2 separate regions of the Mus musculus genome follow, and region 1 is linked to region 2. Evidence: chromatin loops called from intact Hi-C (ENCODE). Cell type or tissue: left cerebral cortex. All regions are shown on one strand. Each heading gives the region's core, and the rest is flanking DNA. Links, peaks and the distances in the headings are about the cores only. Region 1 holds the start of Sertad1 (SERTA domain containing 1). Region 2 has its middle 4.3 kb from the start of Zfp607b.

The links. Peaks named below come from ENCODE experiments on the same cell type or tissue, not always from the same donor. Only the 100,000 strongest peaks of a DNase experiment are listed, where the experiment ranks them.
Region 1: it touches region 2 in a loop (2.3-fold over the local background); 1 of 42 quality-filtered maps calls a loop at or near these places.

Annotation. Positions count from the first base shown.
Region 1 is chr7:27,482,822-27,491,147 of GRCm38, reverse strand. Sertad1 (SERTA domain containing 1) reads right to left here and starts at 4,195. Exons shown (of 2, transcript NM_018820.4): 1 at 4,070-4,195; 2 at 834-1,895. The coding sequence starts at 1,892. The coding sequence ends at 1,182. It overlaps Gm38972 (a long non-coding RNA gene), which reads left to right and starts at 4,188. Exons shown (of 5, transcript XR_881906.2): 1 at 4,188-4,423; 2 at 6,733-6,855; 3 at 7,114-7,229. In left cerebral cortex, for the core only: CTCF peaks have their summits at 3,456 and 3,661 (motif pointing left); DNase peaks (open chromatin) are centred at 698, 3,006, 3,265, 4,230 and 2 more places; H3K4me3 peaks cover 3,049 bases; H3K27ac peaks cover 3,536 bases.
Region 2 is chr7:27,680,878-27,689,203 of GRCm38, reverse strand. It overlaps a transcript of Zfp607b not described here. Among named protein-coding and RNA genes, the nearest start is that of Zfp607b, 4.3 kb to the left of the region's middle. In left cerebral cortex, for the core only: CTCF peaks have their summits at 3,295 (motif pointing right) and 4,105 (motif pointing left); DNase peaks (open chromatin) are centred at 3,352 and 5,785; H3K4me3 peaks cover 789 bases; H3K27ac peaks cover 497 bases.

The DNA of each region.
Region 1 (8,326 bases), core at 44-8,043, 200 kb after region 2:
CCTATGGTCTAGGCACAGGAGTCTCCAGGAGGGTTTGGGTTCAGGAGTCTGGAGGGTCCTTAACTTGGCACCAGCTAGCCTGAAGCCATGTCCATCTGTTTCTCTCGGTGGCCCGCCTCAGTCACTTCCAGAAATGGGCACAGCTTCCTCTGTTCCTCCAGGAAACCAAGCTCCGCCTACCCCTTCCAGGCCCCTGGGGCTGCGTGCAGCTCCCGCCTCTCCAGCCCCACCCCGTCCGCAGTCTTGGAGCTTCCGGCCCCTGGGGAGGCCCAGGAGTGGCCCTCTCGTGTCACAGTCCCCAGATTCTGGACCCATCCTGCCCTTTGGGTGGCAGTCATTCCCCCCCCCCCCCAACCCCGCCCCAGCTCCTCCCTCCCTGCCCTCCCCACCATCCTTCCGCTCTCGGGGCCCTGCCCTGCCCTGCCCCCACGGCCGCCAGGAAGGACGCAGCCTGGGTCCCGTGCCAGGGCTGTGAGTGTGCGGCCCCTCCCAGCCAGGCCAGGAATGCAGCTGGACCGCGGGGGCGGCCGCAGACACCCGGCTCCGGCCAGGCCCAATGCTCCGCTCAGGCAGGCAGGTGGCCCCGGCTTGCCCGGACCTGGATAGCTTCTAGATGGAAAGCCAGCTGCCTGCCCCTGAAGGTCCTGCCTTCTCTCCACTAAACTTAGTGGTTTTATTTTGAGAGACCTCCTGAAAGCTCCCACCCTTTGCTCAAAGATATCTCATACCGGGAGTGCAATTTATTCCACTATAACCGTGGGAGTGTCACGGGATTACAAGTTTGATGTTATTTTATCCTTGATCGGCACAGATGCAAAGAAGCACACACACTTGGTATTTCCCAAAGCTGGTTTTAATTTCAAAAAATTATGAGGTCTCTTCCCACACTGGGGATAATGGGATGGGATAGCCCAAACTATTATCCCAGTTCAACCCCAGCCTGGCCCAAACACCATTACTGTCACTGGGCCCTGTCATTTCACCACTCGGGGCTCATTTCCAACTCCTTCACTGGTCAAGACAGGTGGATGGATGTGAAGTTCCCAGGACTCAGTACAGTCTCTCCAAAGTGACCCTGGCTCTCCTCTGTGAGGGGACGCCACCTGTGTCGTGTCAAAGTGGGTTGGTGTCACCACCAGGCTCAACTCAGATCCAAGTCAATTCTCCCTGGGTCCTAAGGGTCAGCGCCCAGGCCCTGGTGGCCTTTCCAGTGCCTGTGTGCCTACTAGTACATCCATGAGGTAGTCCAACTCCGCCTCATCCAACTCTGGAGGCTCCTCCTTGGCTGGGCCATTCTCAGGGCCGGGCTTGAGACCCTCAGAGGCTGGTAACCAAAGTTCACTGTCGTACATGGAGGTATCGATGTCCTCAAACAGGCCCTCCAGTCCATCGTCCAGCAGACAGCCAGTGGCTGGGCCTAGCAAGTCCAAGGCACCCAGGTTGGGTGAGATCCCCCCGATGGAGCGGCCTGGAGGCCCCTCATCTGCTTGGGGTTGGGGGGCCTGGTTCAGGTCCTCAATGTGGTTGAGATCTTCCAGGAGGCTGGCCATGGAGGCTGAGAGGCCAGCATCTGAGCTAGCCAGAAGGCTGTCTGCCACAGAAGGGGCTGGGGGCTGGATGGGCTCAGGCGGCAGGACAGGTGCGGGTTCCATGGACGCCTGGATGCGCCTCAGTGTGTTCACCACAAGCACCAGGTGCCGGAGGTCCGGCTCGCTCTGCCGCAGGCTGTGGTGGAGCTTGACCACTGAGAGGTCAAAGAGGGAGCTAGAAGCCACCGTCGGCGGGGTCTGCGCCACTGCCGGGTGGCTCGGATCCAACCAGCACGAGTCCACGGAGAGGGCTTCCATCGTCTCCTCCTCCTCCCGCTTGCGCTTCAGACCTTTGCTCAGCATCCTCTGCAGGGAGGAAGGAGCCATTCAGTTATGGGAAGCCAATACTCAGTTCACACCCAGCTCTGACAACTGCTGTCTGTGGGATCCTGACCAGTCGATTAACCTCCAGGTCTAGGTTTTCTAAGCAAATTCTTATTTGTTTCTAACGGGACAGGGTCCCGTGTAACTCAGGCTGACCTGCCCCCAAACGTGCTATGTAGGCAGCTTCTGCTCTTCCCTTCTTCCCCTTCCCAGCGCTGGGATTACAGGTGTGTGCCACCATACTTGGTGTATTTGATGCTGGGGATGGAACTTCCTGGGCCTCCTGCATGTAAGGCAAACATTCTACCAACTGAGTTATATTCTCAGCGTCCTCAGTGAGCTTCTGAGATACAGACAGCATTCTGTTATAAGTTGCTACTACAGATTAGATTAAAGGAACAAAAAGCCCTTGCAACATGGTCATTAGTACTTGAAATTTTACTTTTATTTTACATTTTTGTGTTTGTGTGTGTGCGCGCATGAGCGTGCAGATGTCCAAAGAAGCCAGCTGCTGGAATCCCTGGAGCTGATTTTAAAGTAACTGTACGCCATCAGATGTGAGTACTGGGAACTGAAATCAGGTCCTTTGTAGGAACAGCAAGCTCTAAAACCACATCACTAGTTCTTATTTATAAGCACTCTTTGGTTTTGCTCTTTTGAGACAGGGCCCCACACTGTAGTCCGGGCTGACCAGCCATTCCAGGCAATCCTCCTGTCTCAGTCTCCCAAGGGGTTAGGATTACAGGTGTGTTCCATTCCTTGATTACAAATACAGCCATCTTACACAGTTCAATACAGAGTATCTGCTATGCATGGAACTCTATGGTCAAATGTACAGAAAGTGGTAGGAAGATGCCATCCTGGGAGGTAGTCAAGGCAGGTTTTTCTAAGAAAGATAAGTACATTGAAGCTGAGTCCTGCTGTTTGCACTGTAGGCTATGGAGAAGCAGGGCCAGGCTTTCCTGAAAGAGCCAAAGGAAGACAGAGAGAGGTAAACCTGAACTGGGGAGTTTAAAAAAAAAAAAAAAAAGAAGGCCACCACACACTAGGAGCAGGCGCAGAGAGTGTGACACAGTAGGAGTCCCGGTGGGGGTGGGGAGCAAGCAGGAGGAGGCGCGGGCAGGAATAGGAGGCTTGGATTTTCAGAGTGTCAGGACAGAGTCATGGAGGGTAGGGTCTAGGCAGGAAGATGAATGGTGACGTTAGTTGGCAAGGTCTCTAGAGGATCCCCGGTAGCTGCTGCCTGGGGAAAGATCGGTGGCGGGGCAGCATCATGTGTGTGTGTGTGTGTGTGTGTGTGTGTGTGTGTGTGTGTGTGTGTAGGTTTGGAGATAGAAGTGGGCCTGAACTGCCTGCCTTCCGACTGCTGTACTCACTGGGATGCTGGCCGCTTGGGTTTAAAGCCTAAGCTGTTAGTAGTCACTCAAGGAAGTAAGGGTCCCGAACTTATTGAGGAAAGAGAGAGACAAGGGAAACCCTGAAGGGCCGCGGGAGTAAGTCATTGACAGAAGTTTGAAAATCGGTACTTTCTTCCAAGAGGACTAGAGTTTGAAGCCCCTAGCCTAATCTAACGGGGGCATAAAGGCCGCAGGGTCTCAGTCCCGGGGACGCTGCCTAGACCTAGCAAGACACTAAAAATCCAGTCTTTGCCCTTTTCGCTGAAGACCCGGGAGCCGGGAACCGCAGGAATTCAGCCCCCACCCCGACTCCGCCCCCCCGAGTCCCGGCGCCCCCTAGCGGTACTCCAACCTGGGCTCCCCCGGGGACTCCGGCCCCAGTGACCCCGGGATCCTTTAGATTCCCCAGGGTACCGCCTGTCCCTCCCGGGCCACAGCGAGCCGCGACCCCCGCGGGCCGCTCAGTGAGCCCGGCCTTCCCTCGCTTCCGGAAGGCAGCGGAGGCGGCTCCTCCCGGAGCGGCGGCGGCGGGGGCGGGTGAGTCACGCAGCCGGAGCCAGGGAGCCGGCGCCTCCGCCCCCTTCTCGGGCTCCGACGTGATTCACCCAGCCCGGCCCGGGCGGGCGACACATACAGGCCCTGGGCGCTCGATCCCGGTCAGCCCCGGCCACCATCTACCTAGCTGAGGTATCGAACACCCTAAAGAACCCGGCCCCCCGTACCCCCGTCTTTCCCCACCAGGCCCCTTCATTTACATACACAGATCACTCGCGGCCAATCAGAACGAAGAGGGAGCCACACGCAGCCAATCAGGAAGCGGCTGCCGTAGCATCGCTAGCTTGTTCTGCTCCAGCAACCGACACCTGGGACGGTAGGCGCAGTTCTGACTCCGGCGCACGACTCCAGACACTCGACTATCCCTAGTTCCCGCCCACTCGCGTGGCAGCCCCGCCCTGCAGCTCAGGGATCGGCTCTCGTTGGTGGTGGTGGGCGGAGCCTGAGCGGGGCCGTTCCAGAAGGAGGGGGGAGGTTGTCCCTAAAGCGCATGCCCAGGAGGACTGCCTGAGCGAAGGGACAGCTCTGGTAGCGATTTCCCTTGTGGGGCGATGACAGGTAGGGGTTTTGTACTTTAAAAAGTACAGGCCTGTCACTTCATGTGTTATTTTAGAAAACTGTATGACTTCTGGAAGAGGACCTACTTCTTGAGAGTTACAAAATTAACAGTTTTCTCAGTAGGGCTTAGGATACTGGACTCAATACAGTGAGACAACTGGATTCTACTATGATTAAAGACGGGAGTAAGGGGGGGACGGAACGACACCAGAGTCACGTCCTGGGCATCAGTTCCGGAGGAGCTGTGTGACTTTGGGCAGCAGTTTAAGTCCCTGAAAATAATTTCCTGCGGGGCGTGGTTGTTCACACCCATAACCCCAGTATGGGAAAACTAAAGTATGGGGGATTGCTTTGAGTTTGCAGCCGGACTACTTAGTGGATTTGAATCCAGCCTGGACCTCAGAGTGAGATCCTGTCTTAAAACAAAACAAAACAAAACAAAACAAACTAGCAAAAAAAACCGACGAACTTTTTTTTTTTTTTTTTTTTTTTTTTGCGACAGTTTCACTAACTTGCCCAAGTTAGCCTGGGAAACAGAGCAACCAACCCTCCTCAGCCTGTCAGTGACTGGAACCAGAGACTTATGCCACACCTAATATTCTTTTTTTTTTTTTTTTTGGTTGTTTGGTTAGTTGGGTTTTAGTTTAGTTTTTGTGTATGTTTTTGTTTGTCTCTTTGTCTTGGTTTTGGGTTTTCGTTTATTTTGAGACAGGGTTTTTCTGGGCAACAGCCATGATTGTCCTGTAACTCAATCTATAGACCAGGCGGCCTCTAACTCAGAGATTCACTAACCTCTGCCTCCTGAGAGCTGGGGTTAAAGGCCTGCGCTCCACACCTGGCCTTCAGCTATTCTTAAAATATGTTTGGAAAGGTACAGTTTAGTGAAAGAGTGCTTGCCTCACATTTCAGCATGTTAAACACCTGCACTTGGTTACAGCACTGAAAAATAAAATAAAGTAAAATAGCCTGATGATTTACTAAGAGTAGAACATTAAGGGCTGGAGAGGTGGCTCAGTGGCTAAGAGTACTTGTTGCTCTTGCAGAGGACCAGGCTCGGCTCCTGGTTCAGGTTCAGTTCAGCACCCACATGGCAGCTCATGACTGCCTATAACTGTAGTTTTAGAAGATCCAACACCCTATTCTGACTTTCTCAGTCACTCGATACACGTACTACATAAACAGCCAAACAAGCACAAACACAAATCCAAACAGTAGAATGCTGGGCTGAGGAGGTGGCTCAGTGGGTAAAGACACTGGTGCTGCTAAGTGACAAGCTGAGTTCTGTCTCCAGGGCTACAGAGAAACCATGTGTGGAGAAACAAACAAACAAACAGTCAATCAACAAAGAGCTAGTCTGTGAAGCTGGAGAGGTGGTTAAACTGTTAAGACTACTGTCTGGTCTTCCAGAAGACATGGGTTTGATTCCTAGCACCTACATAGGAGTCCCAACAATATAATTCCAGATGCCCTATTCTGGCTTTTGTGGGTTCCAGGCACATATGTGGTACATAGGCAGACATGTAGGTAAAACACCTATGTATACAAAGTAAGATAAATCTTCATGTGGTTGCTGGGATTTGAACTCTGGACCTTCGGAAGAGCAGTCGGGTGCTCTCACCCACTGAGCCATCTCACCAGCCCCCTAAGATAAATCTTTTAGAAGATCTATTATGTAACCAATAAAGGTTCAAGCACTATCTTCTATTTAACTTTTTTTTTTTTTTTTCTGAGGCAGGGTTTCTCTGTGGAGCCCTGGCTGTCCTGGAACTCACTCTGTAGACCAGGCTGGCCTCGAACTCAGAAATCCGCTTGCCTCTGCCTCCCAAATGCTGGGATTAAAGGTGTGAGCCACCACTGCCTGGCTCTATTTAACTATTTTTATTTTATGTGCATTGGTGTTTTGCCTGCATGTATGTCTATCTATGTGAGGGTTAAGGACAGGTGTGAACTGAACCCAGATCTTCTGGGAGAGCAGTCAGTGCTCCTAACCAGTAAGCCTTCTCTTCAATCCTTAAGCCTTATCTTTCTTTAGAAAACAAACTAAACTGGGTGTGGTGGCGAATACCTTTAAACCCAGCATTTGGGAAGCAGGGATATGCAGATTTCTGTGAGTTCAAGGACAGCCTGGTCTTCAGAGTTAGTTGCAGTACAACACAGAGAAACTCTGTCTTAAAAATAAATAAATGAAATAAAAATAAAAAAAGAGAATAGTAGTTGCTTGTTGGCCTTTGGTTTAATGTGAAAAGAGGATAACAATTCTAATTGGAGTCGGGATCCTGGTAGGTAAAGGCACATAATTCTCTCCACAGTCTATTCTATGGCCTGACCAATAACAGAGGCTTAGGAAGAGCTCAGCACTCAGCATGGTGGCTGTCATGACTCCTGTCATCCCAGCATGTACAAGGCAGAGGCAAGAGAATCGGGAGTTCAAGGTTAGCGTGTGCTTTATAGCAGCACAAAGGTGTTTTTAATTAATAGTAATAAAAATAATAAAATATTTAAAAAACACAGCTGAGAGTCTGCTCACAGTTCAAGTGGCTCACTACAGACCACATACTGAACAGCTAGTGGGACCTGTGGAGATCTGAACATACTTAGCCCAGGGAGTGGCATGATTAGGAGATGTGGCCTTGTGGGAGGAAGTGTGTCACTATGGGGGTGGGCTTTGAGGCCCTTCTCTTGTTACCTAGAAGACAGGCTGCCTTTGTGTCAAGATGTAGAACTCTCAGCTCCTTCTCTAGCACTATGCCTGCCTGGATGCTGCCCTGTTCTCACCTCGATGATCCTGGACTGAACCACTGAACGGGTAAGCCAGCCCCAAGCAAATGTCCTTTATAAGAGTTGCCTCGGGGGCTGGCGAGATGGCTCAGAGGTTAAGAGCGCCGACTGCTCTTCCGAAGTTCCCGAGTTCAAATCCCAGCAACCACATGGTGGCTCACAACCATCAGTAACGAAATCTGATGCCTTCTTCTGGAGTATCTGAGGACAGCTACAGTGTACTTGCATATAATAAGTAAATAAATCTTTAAAAAAAAAAAAGAGTTGCCTCGGGCCGGGTGGTGGTGGCACACGCCTTTAATCCCAGCACTCAGGAGGCAGAGGCAGGCGGATTTCTGAGTTCAAGGCCAGCCTGGTCTACAAAGTGAGTTCCAGGACAGCCAGGGCTATACAGAGAAACCCTGTCTCGAAAAACCAGAAAAAAAAAAAAAAAAGAGTTGCCTCGGTCATGATGTCTCTTCACAGCAATGGAAACCCTAACTAAAGACAGGAGCCACCTATTTAATATACATCTATTGACTATGTCTTATGGATGGACTGTATACAACAAACATAACAACCGGTATAGGCTACATGGTCTTGTATTTCTTGGGTCAGGGGGAAAGGGCAAAGTCAAAATGGAAACTTAGCTAGGTTGACTTACCACCCAGGAAGCTAAGGCACAGTTTAAAGTAAGCTCAAACTAGACAACTAGACTCTGTTTAAAACAAACAAACAAACAAACAAGATTAATAGTGGCACATGCCTTTAATTCCAGCACTCAGAAGGCAGAGGTAGGAGGATGTCTGTGAGTTTGAGGCCAGCCTGGTCTACAAAGCTAGCTAGTTCCAGGACAGCCAGGGCTATACAGAAAAACCCTATCTCAAAAAAAAAAAAAGAAAACAACAACAACAACAAAAAACCAAAAAAAAAAAAAAAAATCGACCAAACAAACTAAAGTAACGTAGTACTAGAGAGATGGCTTAGTCATTAGTCTGGTCTCATAACCAAACATCACAGTCTAAAATAAACCAAGTGTGGAGAACTCCAGTAGTCCCAGCACTGTGGAGACTGGCGGTGCAGGAGTTCAAAGCTGGCTTCAGATACACAGTGATGTTTTTAAAGCCCCTCCCCCCATAAACAAAC
Region 2 (8,326 bases), core at 3-8,002:
TCTCTCTCTCTCTCTCTCTCTCTCTCTCTCTCTCTCTCTGTGTGTGTGTGTACTTCCGGGTTCTGTGAGTAACTGGGTTTCACCCCTGTGGAGAAGACAGGTGAGCCTAAGTTTTAAACGCAGGCTAGGAAGTAAAATTGGATCGAGATGTAATTGAATACGCTTTGCCTGAGACCCACTGCAGGGTTCCACCTCGCTGTGCTCTGGTGGGACTTTGTCAGTGTTCTGGGTTTTTCTGAACGATCAAAGAAAGAGGGACACTGCAGAATGAATTTAGGCTTCCCAGAAGCAGAGGGATCCATTCTGGTGAGCTGAACTAAACGGCTAACAGCTTCGCAGGAGGGCTTTTGTGATTGTTACACAAAGGACCTTTTAGCAAGTCAATTCCCGCATACCCAAATCTCATATCAGATCTCAACGAACCATAAGGTAAGTAAACAGAATCATAAAAATTCCAAGTTAAAAAAAAAAGAAGAAGAATTCCAGGTTTGCCGGGAAGACAGCTTATGGGAGTCTGAACTTTTCTTCACAGCAACCAGAAGCCACAGTATACACCAGCTTCAAACACCTTGTTCCCAGCCCCCATTTGCCTAAGATGGCATATCAAATCTTCAGTATGCGCCTGTCCTGCTGAGGAAGTTGTTGAACATGTCCCGTTACACAGCGGCATTGTGGCTGTCCCTTAGTCTGCTCAGGACACCCGATGAAGAACCCTCTTTAGCGCTCAGATTTCACATCCTCGGTTGGACCAATAGGCCATCTACAGAGCCAGATCTATGGGGAAACCGTGCATCTGAAACCCACTATACAGACAGTGCTGTGGCCACAAAGGCACCGGCTGCTGCAGTCGGGAGCTCACGGAAGTCTCCATCCCACTAAGCCCACGGGAGCACCTGAGTTTGAGATGAACTGTGGTCAGAATGGTTTTGTGCCCCGTGGAAAGGTTATCCTTGGGGTTTTCAAATGGTCATTTCTCTGCCCTCACCTCTTGTTTCTATCTGAAAATGACATTGTAATACTTAGATTTTTTAAAAAAAACTCTCGTGTTTCAAGTTCTATAAACAAAATCTTACCATTTGTTCTCTGCCCTGACAATAAATGCAGATTGCCCAAAGGCTGGGCAGAGAGAAAACAGGGCAGCACGTCTCCCAGCCAGGGGGAGGAATGAGAGAGGGAGTTTCAGATCACCAGGAGGAGGAGAGGGTCTGAAAAGATGCCATGAGAAAAAAACATCTGAATCCCAAAGAACCAGATCTGTGATAATATGCAAGCAACGTGGGATGGAGCAGGTAGCCAGATTAGGATTAATAGATCAATAATTGCCCAGATTAGGATTAATAGATCAATAATTGCCCAGATTAGAATTAATAGATCAATAATTGCCCAGATTAGGATTAATAGATCAATAATTGCCCAGATTAGGATTAATAGATCAATAATTGCCCAGATTAGGATTAATAGATCAATAATTGCCCAGATTAGGATTAATAGATCAATAATTGCCCAGATTAGGATTAATAGATCAATAATTGCCCAGATTAGGATGTAATAGATCAATAATTGCCCAGATTAGGATTAATAGATCAATAATTGCCCAGTATCTGGGTGCAGCTTTGTTTCTCTGTGTGGTTACTGGGGACTAACAAAAGTTAAAAGAAATGCAACCACCAGATTACTTCACACTGTGATATAAATACATTTATATTTTAAAAATAGTTCATTTTATAATAATCGAGGACATGAGGCCCGACAGACCAGAGTGGAGTCCCTCATTCCATGTGACAAAGCCACCTTATATCTCCCCTCCAGGAGTTTGTTTTCCTAGACTTCTTCCCTGAAACTCTTAGCACCCTCTCCATGTGGGCCCCAGGTTAACAGACTCCCTCCTTACCACCTGGTGTCCAGGAATCAGAAACCCAACTACAAGCACACACTGTAGGTTACCTGACAATCACATGCCATGGGGTATCTCCCTGTAATAAGTATAAGAAGGGGCCCTCACAGTGCTGGACGGTGTTGTCCATGCCTTAATCCCTGCACTTGGGAGGCAGCATCAGGCTGATCTCTGAGTTCAAGACCAGTCTGGTCTACAGAGTGAGTTTCAACAGCCAGGGCTACACAGAGAAACCCTGTCTTGAAAAAAAATCAATCAAAGAAACAAAACAAATATGCTTCCTTCCATCTGCCTAGTGGGCCTGATTCTCCTACAGCCTCTGCCACACTGTGGTCTATCCATGGATTTAATAACCGTTCTAATCAACTCTTTGGTTGTTTTTAGAGTTTCTCTGTATAGTCACATAGACCAACCTGCCTCTGCCTCCCAAGTGCTGGGATTGAAGGCCTACACCACCACCCTTCTGCATAATAATCTTAGTTTTAAAAAGACAATCCGCTTCAGCATTGCCTTAAACAGCAAACCTGCAACTCTTTAATAATGACACTACCAGGGCAGGAGAGGTGGCTCAGCAGCTGATCCTCCAGCAGACCTGAGGAGGACCCAAGCTCAACTCCCAAGACCTATGCCAAGCAACTTACACACCATGTACCACGTTAAATTCCAGGTCCAGGGTGTCTGACGCTCACTCTCGGCTCCCAAGCACACCCGTGCTTACATGGCTAGTGCTCACATGGACTGCTGTGGAGGCTGACACAAAGAAAAATTTAAAACGCTCTAAAAATTAAACATCTTAAAAGCCTGGACTAGAGGATTTCCTTACCCTAACCCCACCTCATGGAGAGAAAGAACTACCTGCAAGGTGGACATGAGCCGAACCCTGCTCAGTGGGCCTGGGTACTCTGGTCCCATGGTATTGGTCTCTAAGGTGTGTGGAGGGTGTACCTTTAAAGATTTGACCAGTTTGTCCGGGGGAGTTCTACAATCTTCTCTGTATATTTAATGAAAGTGAAGCACACCACACCCAGTGAGCGTTTTTCAATTAAACGTTTTACACTAAAAATAGATGAGTCAGCTTTCTCCTTCCTTATGGAGGTTCTCTTGCTCTGGGGGAATCAGACACAGCACTGGGCTGCTAGGGGGAGGCTTCTCTGGGCAGAGCTGAGGCCTCTGGCCAAGAGCAGCACTGTCTTCCAGGTGTGGGAATGAGACCCTCTTATGGGATCCCTTAGAACCAGTCAAGCGGTCTGATGACTGGAGATCTGGACAATGTCTTTAAAACAGAACCACCAGATAATCTGCTCACGGGTACTTGACCCACTTAAAATGGATGAGATAAATTTTTACTGTTTTTTCATTTTTAAATCTAGAAACCTGCCATTGCACATAATGGCCACTAGGTGGCATTAGGAGTCCAAGGATAAAAGCAAAGAGAAGGGTTCATTGTTGGTCAGTAGTCCGCAAACGGATCTCCATCCCTTTACAGATATCATCAAGCAGAAGGATGGAGGTGAGGGGAGAAAAGGACAAAGAGGAGGAGATTGTCAAGGTTAGTGTTTGTCTGCGTCCCGCCCCCCCCCCCATCCCCAGAAGGGAGAAGGAAGAAGCTGGCACTGGGGACAATCAAGGTTTTGCTGTTTTTCACTGATTCTAGGACTGGAGAGCTCTGCTAGGAAGTGCCTTTGTAAGTTCAACAGGCAAATCGTGGGGACAGTGAAACAAATTAAAAACCTCCAAACAAGGTAGCTCTGCCAGTATTAAAGCAATATAAACAGGGGAGTGAGACAGTTAAGTAGATAAAGGTGCCCTGAAGCCAAGTCTGACAGCCTAAGTTCCATTCCTGGCACCACATGGAGGGGGAGAAAGCACAACCCAGGAAGTTGTCCTCTGATCACCACACATGGGGAGGAGGGATAGGATACGGAAGCGTGTGCACATGTGCATGCACACACACATACTTGTTTCTAAAAAGAGGAGCCAGACATGGCAGAACACAACCAATGGCAGTCTCAATACTCAGGAGAACTAGGCAAGAGAATCGGGAGTTTGAGGCCAGCTCGGGCTAAGTAGACTCTATCTTTTAAAAACTTCAAAGAAGGGGCTGGTGAGATGGCTCAGTGGGTAAGAGCACCCGACTGCTCTTCCAAATCCCAGCAACCACATGGTGGCTCACAACCATCCGAAGTGAGATCTGACTCCCTCTTCTGGAGTGTCTGAAGACAGTTACAGTGTACTTACATATAATCAATAAATTAAAAAAAAAAACTTCAAAGAATACTAACAACAATATTAATAACAAGTTTAAAGAAAAAATACGGAGAAACATGAAGAAACCTATGAAAAATAAGTAAGATAGCTGGGCAGTGGTGGTACATACCCTTTAACGAGCAATCAGGAGACAGAAGCAGGCACAGCCCTGAGTTTGTAGGTAAGTCTGGTCTACAGAATGAGTTCCAGGACTTCCACGGTTATATGGAGAAAAGCGAGCAAGATATATGAGGATTCACACACAGACACATGCAAATATCCTGTGTAAGCACACACGTATGCATAATGAAAAAGCACCTGTCCAGCTGAGTATGGAAGTGCCTGCAATCCCAGCATCCCAGAGTGGGGAAGACTGAAGCTGAACAGCCAGGAGTTCAGGGTCAACCTGAGATACTGGTCTCAGAAACAAAAAGAAAAAGAAGGAGGAGGAGGAGGAGGAAGAGGAGGAGAAAGAGAGAGAGAGAGAAGAGAGAGAGAGGAGAGGGAGAGAGGGAGGGAGGAAGGAAGGAAGGAAGGAAGGAAGGAAGGAAGGAAGGAAGGAGGGAAGAAAGAAAAGTGGATCTGGAGAGATGGCTGAGCATCTAAGAGGGGGCGTTGCACTCACAGAGGACCCCCAGTTTGGTTCCTAGCACTCATTGTATCACTCACAATTTTCTGTCACTTCACCTCCTGGAGAGCCTATGCTATATTCTGGAATATGTATGCAGAGACCTACACACAAATAAACATACACATAATTGAAAATAAAAGTACAGATTTTTTTTTTCTTTAAAGAGGGAGGCAGACATACACCTGCCAGGTCTGTTGGTACAGCATATGCCATTAATCCTAGGCAGATCTCTGTGAATTCAAGGTCAGTCTACTCTACAAAGTGAGTTCCAGGACAGCCAGGGATACATAGTGGGACCCTGGCTCAAAAGGAAAAGAGGAGAAGGAAGAAGGAAGGACAAACGGTAAAGGTTTCCCTGAGATTCCATTTTTCTTATCACCTAAGCCCAGAAAAAGTCCTAATGCCAGGTGACTCTGCTGGCAAAGCCACGAGGAAGGCACTCTTCATCCCCTACTCCCTGAGTCCATAGAGAGAAAGAAACACCGTGGTTGGAAGGCAGGGTTCAGAATTGGAGCACAAACTTATAAACCACCAGTGAGGACTATGGGTCTGCCTCAGTGGTAGAGCCCCTGCCTAGAATCCCCCAGTGAGGGGCTGGGGGCATGGCTCAGTGGTAGAGCCCCTGCCTAGAATCCCCCAGTGAGTGGCTGGGGGCGTGGCTCAGTGGTAGAGCCCCTACCTAGAATCTCCCAGTGAGGGGCTGGGGGCGTGGCTCAGTGGTAGAGCCCCTGCCTAGAATCTCCCAGTGAGGGGCTGGGGGCGTGGCTCAGTGGTAGAGCCCCTGCCTAGAATCCCCCAGTGAGGGGCTGGGGGTGTGGCTCAGTGGTAGATCCCCTGTCTAGAATCCCCCAGTGAGGGGCTGGGGGTGTGGCATGAACAGATCTTGAGTTCCTTCCCTTGCACAAATGCATGAGAGGAGAGGAATCTGAGGATACTGTGAGGGAAGTCAGTCCCTACTTAAATTGGTGGAGAGAAGAGTTGAGGCTGGGTGAGCTAACAGGGAGGAATGTTTGGGTGGCTGGCAAATCCTATTTTTAGCTTGGCCCGTCGTTCTAAGTGGTTCACCTTAAAATAAAACAATTTGGGTTTTTGCTGAATTTCAGGAATTTCTATTTTAAGAACTTCCTGGGTTTGCTTTAGCAAAGAAAGATAGTGCTTAACTTGGCTTTTAACTTTTATTTCTTTTGTAATTTATTCTTATTTCACTTGCAATTGTGTTTTGCCTGAATGTATGTCTGTATGGGGGGGCAGGGGTTGTCAGATCCCCTGAAACAGGAGTTAAAGAGAGTTGTGAGCAGTCATGTAGGTGCGGAGAATTGAATCTGGTCCACTGGAAGAGCAGCCAGTGCTCTTAACCACTGAGCCATCTCTCCAGACATGCAACTTGTGGGTTTTTTTTTCTGTTTTGGGGGGTTTAGGATTTTCGGGGGTGTCGAGACAGGGTTTCTCTGTGTAGCCCTGGCTGTCCTGGAACTCACTCTGTAGACCAGGCTGGCCTCGAACTCAGAAATCTGCCTGCTACTGCATCCCAAGTGCTGGGATTAAAGGAGTGCGCCACTACTTCCTGACAACTTGTTTGTTTTGAAATGAAGATTTTTTTTTTCTTGAGTCAGGGTCTCATACACCAGCTCACTATGTAGTCCAGGCTGGTCTGTAACTTGCAGCAAATCTCCTGCCTCAGCCTGGCAGTTCTGGGATTACAGGTGTGAGCCACTACACTTGGTAAAGGAGTTTATTCTATGTGTCCAATAGATCAGAAGCAGGGATTTGTTGCAGGGAAGCGCTCTTCACCGTCAAGCCATCTCTCCAGCCTGCAGTGTAGCTTGGAATTAAGTCATGTTTACTTTCTTGAGCTTCTCACAGTCCACCCATTTTCCCAAAGTGAATAAAATGTCATGATGTGTGTATTGCACATTCTCCTTGTCCACTCTTCCTATGACAGGCACGCCGCTGGCTCCATGATTTGACTTTTGTGAACAGTACTTACTCCTGTGTTCTATCATCCTTCACCCTCAGCATTGTTCTCTCTCTCTCTCTCTCTCTCTCTCTCTCTCTCTCTCTCTCTCTCTCTCTCTCTCTCTCTCTCTCCTTCTTTCCCCACTTCTCTATACTTATTTCTCTTTTGGCAGCGTCTCATGTATCTCAAACAAGCATCGAGCTGGCTATATAACCAAGGGTGACTTTGAACTTCTCATTCTCCTGCCTCCACCCCAGTGGGTGCTGAGACCCCCCATGCCTACTGGGAAAAATACTTTCATGCCAGAGAGGACCTTTCTCCTCCTGCTCTCCCCGCGACTCTTGCTGGTTCTTGCCTCTTCCTGTCCTCCTCCTCAGCACATCCTTCAGGGTTAACCCACCCGAGGCTCCATATTATGCAGAGTTGTCTCAGAAAGTCTGAGGTCTCCTCAGGTCACTGTCTGTCCTTAGACTCATACTCCAGTGGAAGCACATGAAACAAAGGCTGGAGGTGTGGCTTTGTGCGTGTGCTCAAAATGATCCCCAGGACCCACACAGCAGCAGAGCCCTCAGAGACTGCAGGACGCACTGCAAGGGGAACACGGACGCATCCGCTGAGATGCAGGTCTGGGCTGCTTACATCCATGGGCCCGACGAGACGAGGCTGCGATTTAGGTGTGATGTGGAGCTGGAGCTGCTCCCACGGTCCCGAGTCAAATCATAGTGCCCCATCCAGGTTAAATTAGTGTCTGAAATTACAGCCGTGGGGGCTGTGTGTGTCTGCCCTGTCTGCTGTACTGCAGCCCCACAGGCTGGGAGGCTTCCTCAGCAGGAAGGCATTCTCTCAGGCTTCTGAAGTGGACGATCGACGGGTCCTCAGGCTTGGCTGCCCCTAGAACTTCTCCTAGGGCTATAGATGGCTTTGTCACTGTTCCTTGGACAGTCTCCTTCCTGCAGAGTCTTGGCTATGTTGTGAGTTAACGGCCAGTCTAGGCTACTTTAGACTTACCCTGTCTCAAATAAAAATGTTTTTTAAAAGTTTGTGGGTGGGCTGGAGAGATGGCTCAGCAGTTAGAAGCACTGACTGCTCTTCCAGAGGTCCTGAGTTCAATTCCCAGCAACCACATGGAGGCTCACAACCATCTGTAATGGGATCCGATGTCCTCTTCTGGTGGCTGAAGACAGCTACAGTGTACTCATATACATAAGATAAATAAATAAATCTTTAAAAAAAGAACTTGAAAAAAAAACCCAAAACAAACAAGAAAGTCTGTGGGTGTCGCTTAGTGGTAAAGCCCAAGGCCCCTACTTAAATCCTTAGTGCCACAGAGACGCAGTCAGAAATAAAAGCCATAGCTTTTGCTCTTCTCATCTGAAAGCAAACATACTAAACCTTCAGGGGATGTAGTCGAACATTATGCAGGCACGTGAATATATATTAATATTTATGGTTAATATAAATAATAATAAATATAGCTTGGCATGGTGACTCATACCTTTAATCCTAGCACTGGGAGGCAGAAATAGGCCAATCATTGAGTTTGAGGCCAGTCTGATCTACAGAGGGAGTTCCATGATAGCCAGGGCTTCACAGAGAA